2 separate regions of the Homo sapiens genome follow, and region 2 is linked to region 1. A link is a loop called in an ENCODE intact Hi-C map of the cell type or tissue named here. Cell type or tissue: endothelial cell of umbilical vein. All regions are shown on one strand.

The links. Peaks named below come from ENCODE experiments on the same cell type or tissue, not always from the same donor. Only the 100,000 strongest peaks of a DNase experiment are listed, where the experiment ranks them.
Region 2: it touches region 1 in a loop (5-fold over the local background); 4 of 110 quality-filtered maps call a loop at or near these places.

What each region holds. Positions count from the first base shown.
Region 1 is chr3:127,693,824-127,698,823 of GRCh38, reverse strand. It overlaps MGLL (monoglyceride lipase), which reads left to right. Exons shown (of 8, transcript NM_007283.7): 7 at 3,634-3,849. Among named protein-coding and RNA genes, the nearest start is that of ABTB1, 23 kb to the right of the region's middle. In endothelial cell of umbilical vein, CTCF peaks have their summits at 1,534, 2,464 and 4,251 (motif pointing right); DNase peaks (open chromatin) are centred at 733, 1,243 and 1,423; H3K27ac peaks cover 2,261 bases.
Region 2 is chr3:127,796,523-127,801,522 of GRCh38, reverse strand. All of the region lies in intron 2 of MGLL (monoglyceride lipase), which reads left to right. Among named protein-coding and RNA genes, the nearest start is that of MGLL, 23 kb to the left of the region's middle. In endothelial cell of umbilical vein, no CTCF peak of the experiment used is centred here; DNase peaks (open chromatin) are centred at 862 and 1,882; H3K27ac peaks cover 3,220 bases.

The sequences.
Region 1 (5,000 bases):
AGTTAAATTTTTCATTTAAGATCACTGTAACTCACAAGCAGCTATAAGAAATAATACAGAGCGATTCCATGTACCCATTACCCAGTTTCCCCCAGCAGTGACATTTTGCAAAACGACAGGACAATATCACAACCAGGATACTGACCTTGACACAGTCAAGTCACAGATGGCTCCATCCCCACAAGGACCCCTCATGTTGCCCTTTTGCAGCTGCATCCCCTCCCCACTCGCCCCACACCCTCCTCAGCCCTGAGAGCCGTGAGTCTGGTCTCTGTTTCTCTAGTTTTGTCACGTGAAGAACATTACATCAGTGGAATCATGCAGTGTGGAATATTTGGGGACTGACTCTGGTCCCTATTGAATGAATGGGCTCATGTTCTGGGCTTGGGCCTGGTTTGGGAGGAAGGGGCCTGGCTATCTCCTTCCTGGGAGCCACAAGCCACATTCCTAGGACTTTTGGTGGATTGAGATCTTAAGCTGTCAAAAAATCAAGGCCATTGTGCTTGTGCCAGAACTGCCACTTGAGGGGAGGGTTTGGCCCCTCTGTGCCTCAGTCTCCCCATGTGGTACAGCCCTCCCCAACCTCCTGGTCCCAGTTTCCCTCTGCCCCTCACCTCCGGTCCAGGCTGTGGTTCACATCAGGGGCCTGCTCTTTCTCTGACACATCTGGTGGCTGGGCCCCAGGCCCAGAATAGGCCATTGTGTAAACAGGGCCTACGTGATCAAGACATGGAAAACGAAGCCAAGAGCAGGAAGCCGCTTGGGCCGTCAGTGCAATTAAACTCAGAAGCAGAGTCCCCGAGCGCCTGCTGTGCCCAGGACACTTGGGGTCAGCGGGGCAAAGCAGCAGGCCTGCTGCAGGAAGAAGGTGGTTGTAAGACATCGCTAGCAACAGGGGCGAGGGTGTGGCCCCCACCCCACAGGTCCCATGGGAGCCCTGGAGACAGCATGGGATGGGGTGGTGGCCCAGCCCAGGGCACCGCCAGCCTGCTGGAACCCATACCCCCAACAACAGCAGCTTAACCAAGAGAGGGGGTGACTTCTTGGCATCAGGACACCCATCTTGTTGCTCTAGCTTCCAGGGGCGAACCTTGTCCACACGGCCCTGACTCTTTCTGTGGGGCAAGGAGAAAATAAGCCGTCAACCCAGAATGTGCACACAGCCCCTGCCTGCTTTCTATTGGCCAGAACGTGGTCATGTGACCACACCTAGCTGCAAGGGAGACTGGGAAATGTAGTCTCTATTCTGAGCAGTTGTGTACCGAAGGAAACATCAAGGTTCTGTAGGGCAGAACAAGAATTGGGGCAACTAACAGCAGGCAGGTTGACAAGCCTCTCTGTGCCTTAGTTTCCTCCTCTGTGTAGTGGAGAGAATGAGAGCAATTCCTCATACAGGGGAGTTATGGAGGCCCAGTGAGTTACTGCATGCAAAAACACTTAGTGCCGGGCAGACAGCCAGAGCTCAGATGTAGCTATTATTACTTTTATTACTCAATGAGACCCTGCATGTCGCAGCCCTGCACAGGCTGGTAGATGGCGCTGCTGTTGGTGACTCCAAGCCCCAGGCTCTTTTGCGGGCCCTACAGCCCTCCTTCCCTCAGGGCTCCTGGCTGACCCTGGGGAAGCACCCCCTGTGGTTGGGCCTGGCCATGGGCCCCCATGAACTGCCCTGCCAGTCCCGTGTCCTCTCAGGCTCCGAGCAGATGGCCCGGCCCAGCAGGACTCATGCCAGCTCAGCTGCAGGAAGTGGCTAATCTGTCTCGTGTGGATTTACACAAATGGTCTGGTTTTTGGTGCTCAGTCCCCAGCATGGGAAGGAATCCAGGGATGGCAGGGGTGACTGCAGGACAGCCTCTCCCACTTGGTGTGGTCCAGAATTCTGGCCGAGGCCTTGTAGGGGTGGCAGCAGAAGGGGTGTAGCTCAGTTCTTGGAAATGCTGAGTCCTAGCACAGTGGGCACCCTGGTTGCCCGGGGAGCAGCTGGCAGCATGTTCCTTCCTCGTCCCCACATGCTCTCTGACCCTCACCCAGTCCTCACCACGTGGCCCCTCCCCAACCCACCAAGAACCCACTGGCAAGGATGACAAACATGAATGAAGAAGCATCATGGGGCCGGGCGCGGTAGCTCATGCCTATAATCCCAGCACTTTGGGAGGCCGAGGCGGGTGGATCACCTGAGGTCAGGAGTTTGAGACCAGCCTGACCAACATGGCAAAACCCCGTCTGTACTAAAAATACAAAAATTAGCTGGGTGTGATGGCCGGCGCCTATAATCCCAGCTACCTGGGAAGCTGAGGTAGCAGAATCACTTGAACCCTGGAGGCAGAGGCTGCAGCGAGCCAAGATCGTATCACTGCACTCCAGCCTGGGTGACAGAGGGAGACTCCGTCTCAAAAAAAAAAAAAAAAAAAAAAAAAAAAAAAAAAAGAAGCATCAGGGGCTCACTCCTGCCCTCTATGGGCCTGAGAGATTCCTAGAAACTTCTCCCCGATCCTGTAGGGCAGATGCTAGAGAGATCAGGGCAGTGGAGCCTGAGCTGTCTTTATGGAGGCAGGAAGAGTGAAGCCAGAAACCCAGACAGGCCAGGGAGAGCAAGGACAGGGGAGAGAGCAGCCCCTTGAAAGGCAAGATCCACAGGGTGGTGGTTGAGGAGAGAGGACCCACATCCCGTAGAGGGGGAGAGTTGGCCTTGGGCACAGCCTGTCAGGGCGTCTGACCACCCTGTGTAGCCCTGAGGGGCACGGAGGCCGAGCCCACCCCAGCCAGACCCACCCTTGGGCGTCCCTCACCCCAAAGCCCATTGTCAGTGCCTGGCCGAAGCCCCTCCAGGGGCTCCTAGCATGGGCCCTCGCTTTCCAGCACAGAACCCAGTAAACTGTTCCTGCAGTTTACTGTTTGCCCCTCATCCACTTCCACCAGGTGGACACCAAATCAGCAGAGACAGAGAACAAAAATCAAGTGCTAAAACTGCTGCAGAGCTACTTTTTAATAAAATAATTGATGTGAACAATATGCTGCTGCTTATATTTTTTAAAATACAAATTAATACTTGAAACTTTCGTTTTTTTTAATTTTTTTTTGAGACGGAGTCTTGCTCTGTCGCCTAGGCTAGAGTGCAGTGGCGCCATCTTGGCTCACTGCAAAGTCCGCCTCCCAGGTTCAAGGGATTCTCCCACCTCAGCCTCCCAAGTAGCTGGGATTACAGGTGCCCACCACCACGCCCAGCTAGTTTTTGTATTTTTACAAAAATACAAAAAATCCCATACAGACGTGGTTTCACCATGTTGGTCAGGCTGGTCTTGAACTCCTGACCTCAGGTGATCCGCCCGCCTCAGCTTCCCAAAGTTCTGGGATTACAGGCATGAGCCACCACACCTGGCCAATACTTGACATTTTCTACAGGCACCCATGTGTATGTGAAACCCTCAAGCCTGAAAGGAGAGGCACTGCCAGTGGTGCAGATGAGGTTTGTGGATGAACACGGCTGGCCTTCAGAGCCATGCCCAAGCCCAGCTGACCTGAATGGAATCAACCCTTCAGGCCAGAGCAGAAGGAAAAGCTACCAGGAAATAGGCCTGGCTTATGGAAGTGAGCCCTGCCCATGCTGATGGAACCCTCTCCTTCTTCCTCCAGGTCGACATTTATAACTCAGACCCCCTGATCTGCCGGGCAGGGCTGAAGGTGTGCTTCGGCATCCAACTGCTGAATGCCGTCTCACGGGTGGAGCGCGCCCTCCCCAAGCTGACTGTGCCCTTCCTGCTGCTCCAGGGCTCTGCCGATCGCCTATGTGACAGCAAAGGGGCCTACCTGCTCATGGAGTTAGCCAAGAGCCAGGACAAGACTCTCAAGGTGAGCGGCTGCCACTTGCCCACTTCCCCCCAAGGTGGAGGGGGGACAGGAAGGCAGCACCCCTTGGGGCACATCTGCCCAGACCCTCGAGGGCCACCTCCCAGGTCTCAGGATAGGGACCAGCCTGCTTGACCGAGAAATAAATAAATAAAAGGAATCCCAGGAGCCTATGAATTTCAAGAGAACACGAGTCATTTGCTGATTGTTTTGCATGAATAAGCCTCAAAGGGAAGAAGAACAATCAAAAGATGTTATAGGCAAGAAAGGAATCTGCAACTGGGCACTGAGCAAATAAAATCTCCTGAGAGAGAGACATGTCCAAGCTCCAAGGACACGTGTGATGCCCAAGCCTCCCTCTGCACCAGTGGTAGCTGCAGTAGCTCGGGAGCCATGGCCACCAGAGGGCTCAGGGCACACAGGTGCTGGCAGGACTTGGCAGAGCCTGATCCGTGAAGGGAGCTGCCAGAGCTAGCTCTGCAGACAGGGGCCCTGAGGACAGGCCCTGCGGCTTGGTTATGTGGAATATTAGACAGCAAGACTATATATATATACACACACACATATATATACACACATACATATATATACACACATATATATACATACATATATATACACATATATATACACATACATATATATACACATATATATATACACACATACATATATATATATATATATATATTTTTTTTTTTTTTTTTTCAGACAGAGTATCCCTCTGTCACCCAGGCTGGAGTGCAGCGGCGCCATCTCGGCTCACAGCAACCTCTGCCTCCCAGGTTCAAGTGATTCTGCTGCCTCAGCCCCCTGAGTAGCTGGGATTACAGGCGCCTGCCACCCTGCCCGGCTAATTTTTGTATTTTTAGTACAGATGGGGTTTCATCATGTTGACCAGGTTGGTCTCACTCCTGACCTCAGGTGATCCACCTGCCTTGGCCTCCCAAAGTGCTGGGATTGCAGGCGTGAGCCACCTCACCCAGCAAAATATATTTTTTAAAAGCCACAGTGGAACACTGCATTCATCCATGAGAGCATCACTGAGACCGCCCTTACACCAATGTGAACCCTTGCCAAGTCCCTGCGAAAGGAGTCCGCTAAGATTGTTTATTCATTCATTTACCCAGCTATCCATTCATTGCTTCTTTAAT
Region 2 (5,000 bases), 100 kb before region 1:
TGCCTCAGCCTCCCAAGTAGCTGAGATTACAGGCATGCACCACCAGGCCTGGCTAATTTTGTATTTTTAGTAGGGATGGGGTTTCACCATGTTGGTCAGGCTGGTCTTGAAATCCTGATCTCAGGTGATCCACCAGCCTCAGCCTCACAAAGTGCTGAGATTACAGGCGTGAGCCGCCGCGCCTGGCCGTTACCCCCACTCCTTTTTTTTTTTTTTTTTTGAGATGGAGTTTCACTCTTGTTGCCCAGGCTGGAGTGCAATGGCGCTATCTCGGCTCACTGCAACCTCCACTTCCTGGGTTCAAGCGATTCTCCTGCCTCAGCCTCCTGAGTATCTGGGATTACAGGCGCTTGCCATCAGGCCTGGCTAGTTTTTGTATTTTTACTAGAGATGGGGTTTCACCATGTTAGTCAGGCTGGTCTAGAACTCCTGACCTTAGGCAATCCACCTGCCTTGGCCTCCCAAAGTGCTGGGATTACAGGCGTGAGCCACCGCACCTGGCTCATTACCCCTTTTTAATTAGTAGCATTGCTCTTCTCTCTCTGACTATACGTACTCTCTCTGACTTCTAAATTTATCAGCAGCTTCTTCTGAAGCTGGCCTGGTACCCGGTGAGCTCTACGGGACTCTGAGCTGAGTTTAGAGGAGGGAAAGGCAGTTGAAGGGATTTCTTGTTGGCTACAATGCTTAGACACCTCAGGGGGTGAAGCACATGCTCTGACTGTTACCAGTAAGTTCCCAGGCCAACCAGTGGGTAGTTCTTACTACCACACTTGGCTTGCTAGGGCTTTTGCATGAAAATGAATGTGAGGACATAAGATCAGTTGTGGCAGGAAGACACATAACTAACCACACAGGGGACCAACATAAAAGCTGTTTCCTCTGGTATAGGCTGACTAATGCACGGGTAGCCTGGCTGGGGCTCCACAGGCAGGAAAACATTTTGATAAGATGATTATAACAGTAGCCATAACAGTAGCCAACTTTATTGTGTATATTCTATGTTGTTTAATTCTCACTACAGGTCCTATGGTTCTCCTCATTTCACAGATGAAGAAACAGTAGTTCAGCAACTTGCCCAAACTCACAGAAGTAGGAAGTCACAGAGCCTAGATCTGAACTCAAGTCAACTGGCTATTCCCCATGTAAGGGGTCTTATTAATGATAGTCTGCATTTGTTAAGGTGCAGGCTGAGCACAGAGACCTCAAAATTTAGTGGCTGAAATAAGAGAGAGGTTTATTTTGCTCTCACTTAGCAGTCCAGAGGTGAGCAGTCCAAGTTGGTAGGGTCACTGGGCTCCACATGGCCATTCAGGGACCTAGGTTCCTTCCATCTTGTTGCCCCACCACCACTTAGAGTGTGGTTCAATCACCAAAGCTGGTCATTGCCTTCTCTGTGTTCCTGACCATGGGGAGGAGAAAGAGCAAGTCTAAGGCAAGCAGATTATTTCAAGTAGGTGTTGTAGAAATTGCATACGTCACTTCTATTCATATTCTATTGGCATAACTTAGTCATACGGCCACACCTAGCTGCAGGGAAGTCTGGGAAATATGGTCTCTATCTGGGCAGCCATATGAACAGTTAAAATTCTATAAAACTCTGTAACTACAGAAGAGAGAATGCAGTTTGGGGCAATCAGTTTGCAGTCTACCATAAAGACCATCTTCTCTTTTGTGAATATTAAGACTGGGCTACCACAGGACAGTGTTAAATGCATTCATGATCATATGCAGACATGGGGTCATCTATTCATTTCATAAATATGAAGCCCTTCCTTTGCCGGTACTACTGTAGTGAGCTGCTTGGGGGCTGCCAAGATGCCTGATTCACTGTCTCTTCCTGAGGCACAGCCGGGAGATGAGACATCAGCCAGGAATCAGGAAAGAGGAAAGAGAGTTGACTGGTGGATTTCATTCACTCATTCAACCTGGTGTATTTACACACATCTTGTGCTGAGAAAGGACTTGAGGTAGCCCACTTGTAGTAGGATACAGCTGGCAAAATGCTGTTCGTGTGCGTAATCTCTTTCACCTTCTCACCCACTCTGAGGGAGGCAGGGTAGTTTCAGAGGAGTTCTGGAAGCATCAGAAATCCCATGACTGGTGAGTGGTGAGGGCAGGATTTGGAGCTGGTCTTGAGGGTGGTAGAAAGGGCAAAGTGCAGATTCGAAGTTGGGAGAGTCCACATTCGAGGCCCGGCTCTTCTGATCCTAACGAATAGCTTCACTCACCCCTGGAAGCCTCAGTTTCCTCATCTGGAAAACTGATGCTCAGGCTACTTATGTCAAAGGGCCAGGAGGAGGACCTGCTGAGATAATGGGTGAGTTTCTGGGGCACGTAGATGCTCCACAGCCGTGAGTGTCCTCCCTGGCTTCTTAGGAGCACTTGGTCCCTGGCAATTTGCATTACATGTTCTATGATGTCCTAAGAATGTGTCCTCGAGAGAACAATGAGTCCATGGACTCAGGGACACTGGGCAGGGCCCTATCTAGGCCTTTGGTGTTTGGCTCCAAGTTCTCCCTTCATCGTGGGAATCCAGCTGCAGGCTTGAAAGGCAATGCTCCTGAGACTGCTCCCCTGCTCTGCCCTCAGCTTCCCTCGGGTGCTCTCCAGCTTGGCTGCACCACCTGTGACCTCACTTCATTGTGGACACCCTGACCAGGGCCCCAGTGACTGGGGTACCTGGAAAGGCTGTGGAGCCCAGCCTCCTACTGATAGGAACCTTCCTGCAGGTGAGGAGGATGGGAAGGGCATCCTGAGTGGAGGAGAGGCCACACAAAGGTGCGGGGAGATGATGTAAGTGCAGAGACATCAGTGATTTTGGCTGTTGACACAACAGGAATATGGCATTTGTGTGAGCACAGATTTGAGTGGGGGAAACTGGGGGCAGGGTGTGGAGTTAGGAGGCTGTTGGGATTGTTCAGGCTGTTGGGGTAATAAGGTCTGGGAGTGACAGCAGAGGGAATGGAAAGAACAAATCCAAGAGAAGTGAAGACTCAGCAAAGGGCCTGTCCAAGGAGGAAGTCCTGGAACCCAGAGTCCAGTGGCAGCTCCACAAGAGGACAGGCAGGGGCCACAGAGGCAAGAACAGGGCCCTGGGGTCCCAGCAGGGTACTTCGGAGCCCCAGGACTGTGACTCAGAGCAAAGCAGAGGCTGAAGCTGAAGGTGGGAGCTCAGAGAGACGTGCTGCCTGTTTTATGGCACCCAAAGAATTCACTTCATGGGCTAGAGTCTGACGCATAGAGAACCTGAACAGGCTCCTGCTTTCCTGCATACATAGATACGAAGAAAAGCAAAAGAGTGATTATCACAAAACTCTGGACAGTGGGTTGCTCCTGCAGGGAGAAAGGTATGCACTGTGCTTGCAAGGTGCTGGTCATGTGCTCTGTGTCTTTGACTGTTAGTAGGTACATCGGGTTTCCACCTGTTATGATTATTTGACCTGTGCAGATCAGTTGTTTGTACTTTTTAATACATATATCTGTTTCACAATGAAATGTCACACACCCCTTGCTGCTCTGGATGACATCAACCTGGGCAAAGTTGGAGATGAAGGTTAGAGATACACTGGAGAAATATATGCTATATAAAGAATTTTGGGCCAGGTACGGTGGGCCAGGTATGGTGGGCCCACATGCCTGTAATCCCAGCACTTTGGGAAGCCCAGGTGGGAGAATCACTTGACTCAGGAGTTCAAGACCAATCTGGGCAACATGGTGAAACCCTGTCTCTACAAAAAATAAAAATCAGCTGGGCAGTGGTGGCTCGCGCCTATAGTCCCAGCTACTCAGGAGGCTGAGGTGGGAGGACCGCTTGAGCCCGGGAGTTTGAGGCTGCAGTGAGCCATGATTACACCACTGCACTCCAGCCTGGGTGACAGAAGAAGACCAAGTCTCAAAAAAAAAGTTGATTTTTATGTTGTTTGTTTTTCTAATCTGGAATATTTGAGGAGTCTAGTGACATTCCGGATGTCTTAGGCATTATATGTCTTAGGCATATAAATAAGGAATCATAGACAGCCATAATAAAAGGATTGTGTTCAACCTCCATCTTTTCACCCTGAGTTTCTATTTTCAGGAGCCTTCCAGCTCAGAAAATAGGCTGCATGCGGAGCAAGACTAGACTGAGTCTTGACAGGTCGAGGGGAATATTACTTAGGAGACATGGTTCTCTTATTCGCCTCAGGAACATTTTTTTTTTGCCTGCAAAAAGCCAGGAGGATTCTCAGCTTTGCCCAGGTGTTCTCAGGGACAGCCACACAGAATGTCCCAGAAGCTGAGTGGAAAGCAGTCCTGGGATACACCCTCTGCAGAGGGATGGTGAAAGACAACTGGAGAGACGATTTTGATGCGGTCACACAGCCAACAGTGACAGTCATGTATGTGGCACAGCATGGCCTCTCGTGCCTGGGGACTGCACAGCATCACAGGCTTCTCCTCTGCCACCCTGTCCTCAAGCACACCAGTGGATTGCAGGCCTCCCACGGAGCTCTGCAGAGTGGGTAAGGCATCCGCCTTCCAGAACCTCTCAGCTTAGCAGGCTGGGTAAGGCAGGCAGTCGCCCCGGGGGAATGTGATAAGTGCCCAAAGAGAGATGTTAGCAGCATGATAAATTAGGTGGTAAATGCACCAGGCTCTCCGTCCCCGTCTGTTTCAGGCTGGTGGATGCTGGATTTGCTTTCGCACATTTATATGGAAATACATCTTTGCTGTGGCTTGTAATTTTCTAGTTGAATAACTTCAGGGTAGGCCTACTTTAGAATTTAATTATCCTTACGCTGGGAGAGCTTTGCTGAGGTTCAGTGCTCAGAAGAGTGCACGATTCTAAACATTGCGTGACACTCACCATAGGGCACCGTTGGCTGCAGTACATCACTGTTTTGAGGGTTGTATGATAGTGTTCTTATGTCCTGCTGACCCAGGAGTCAAGATGGACTGGTCTCAAATGAAATTCTGCCCTACCACTAATCACGCAGCAGGGAGGTTTCTCATCTACTGGA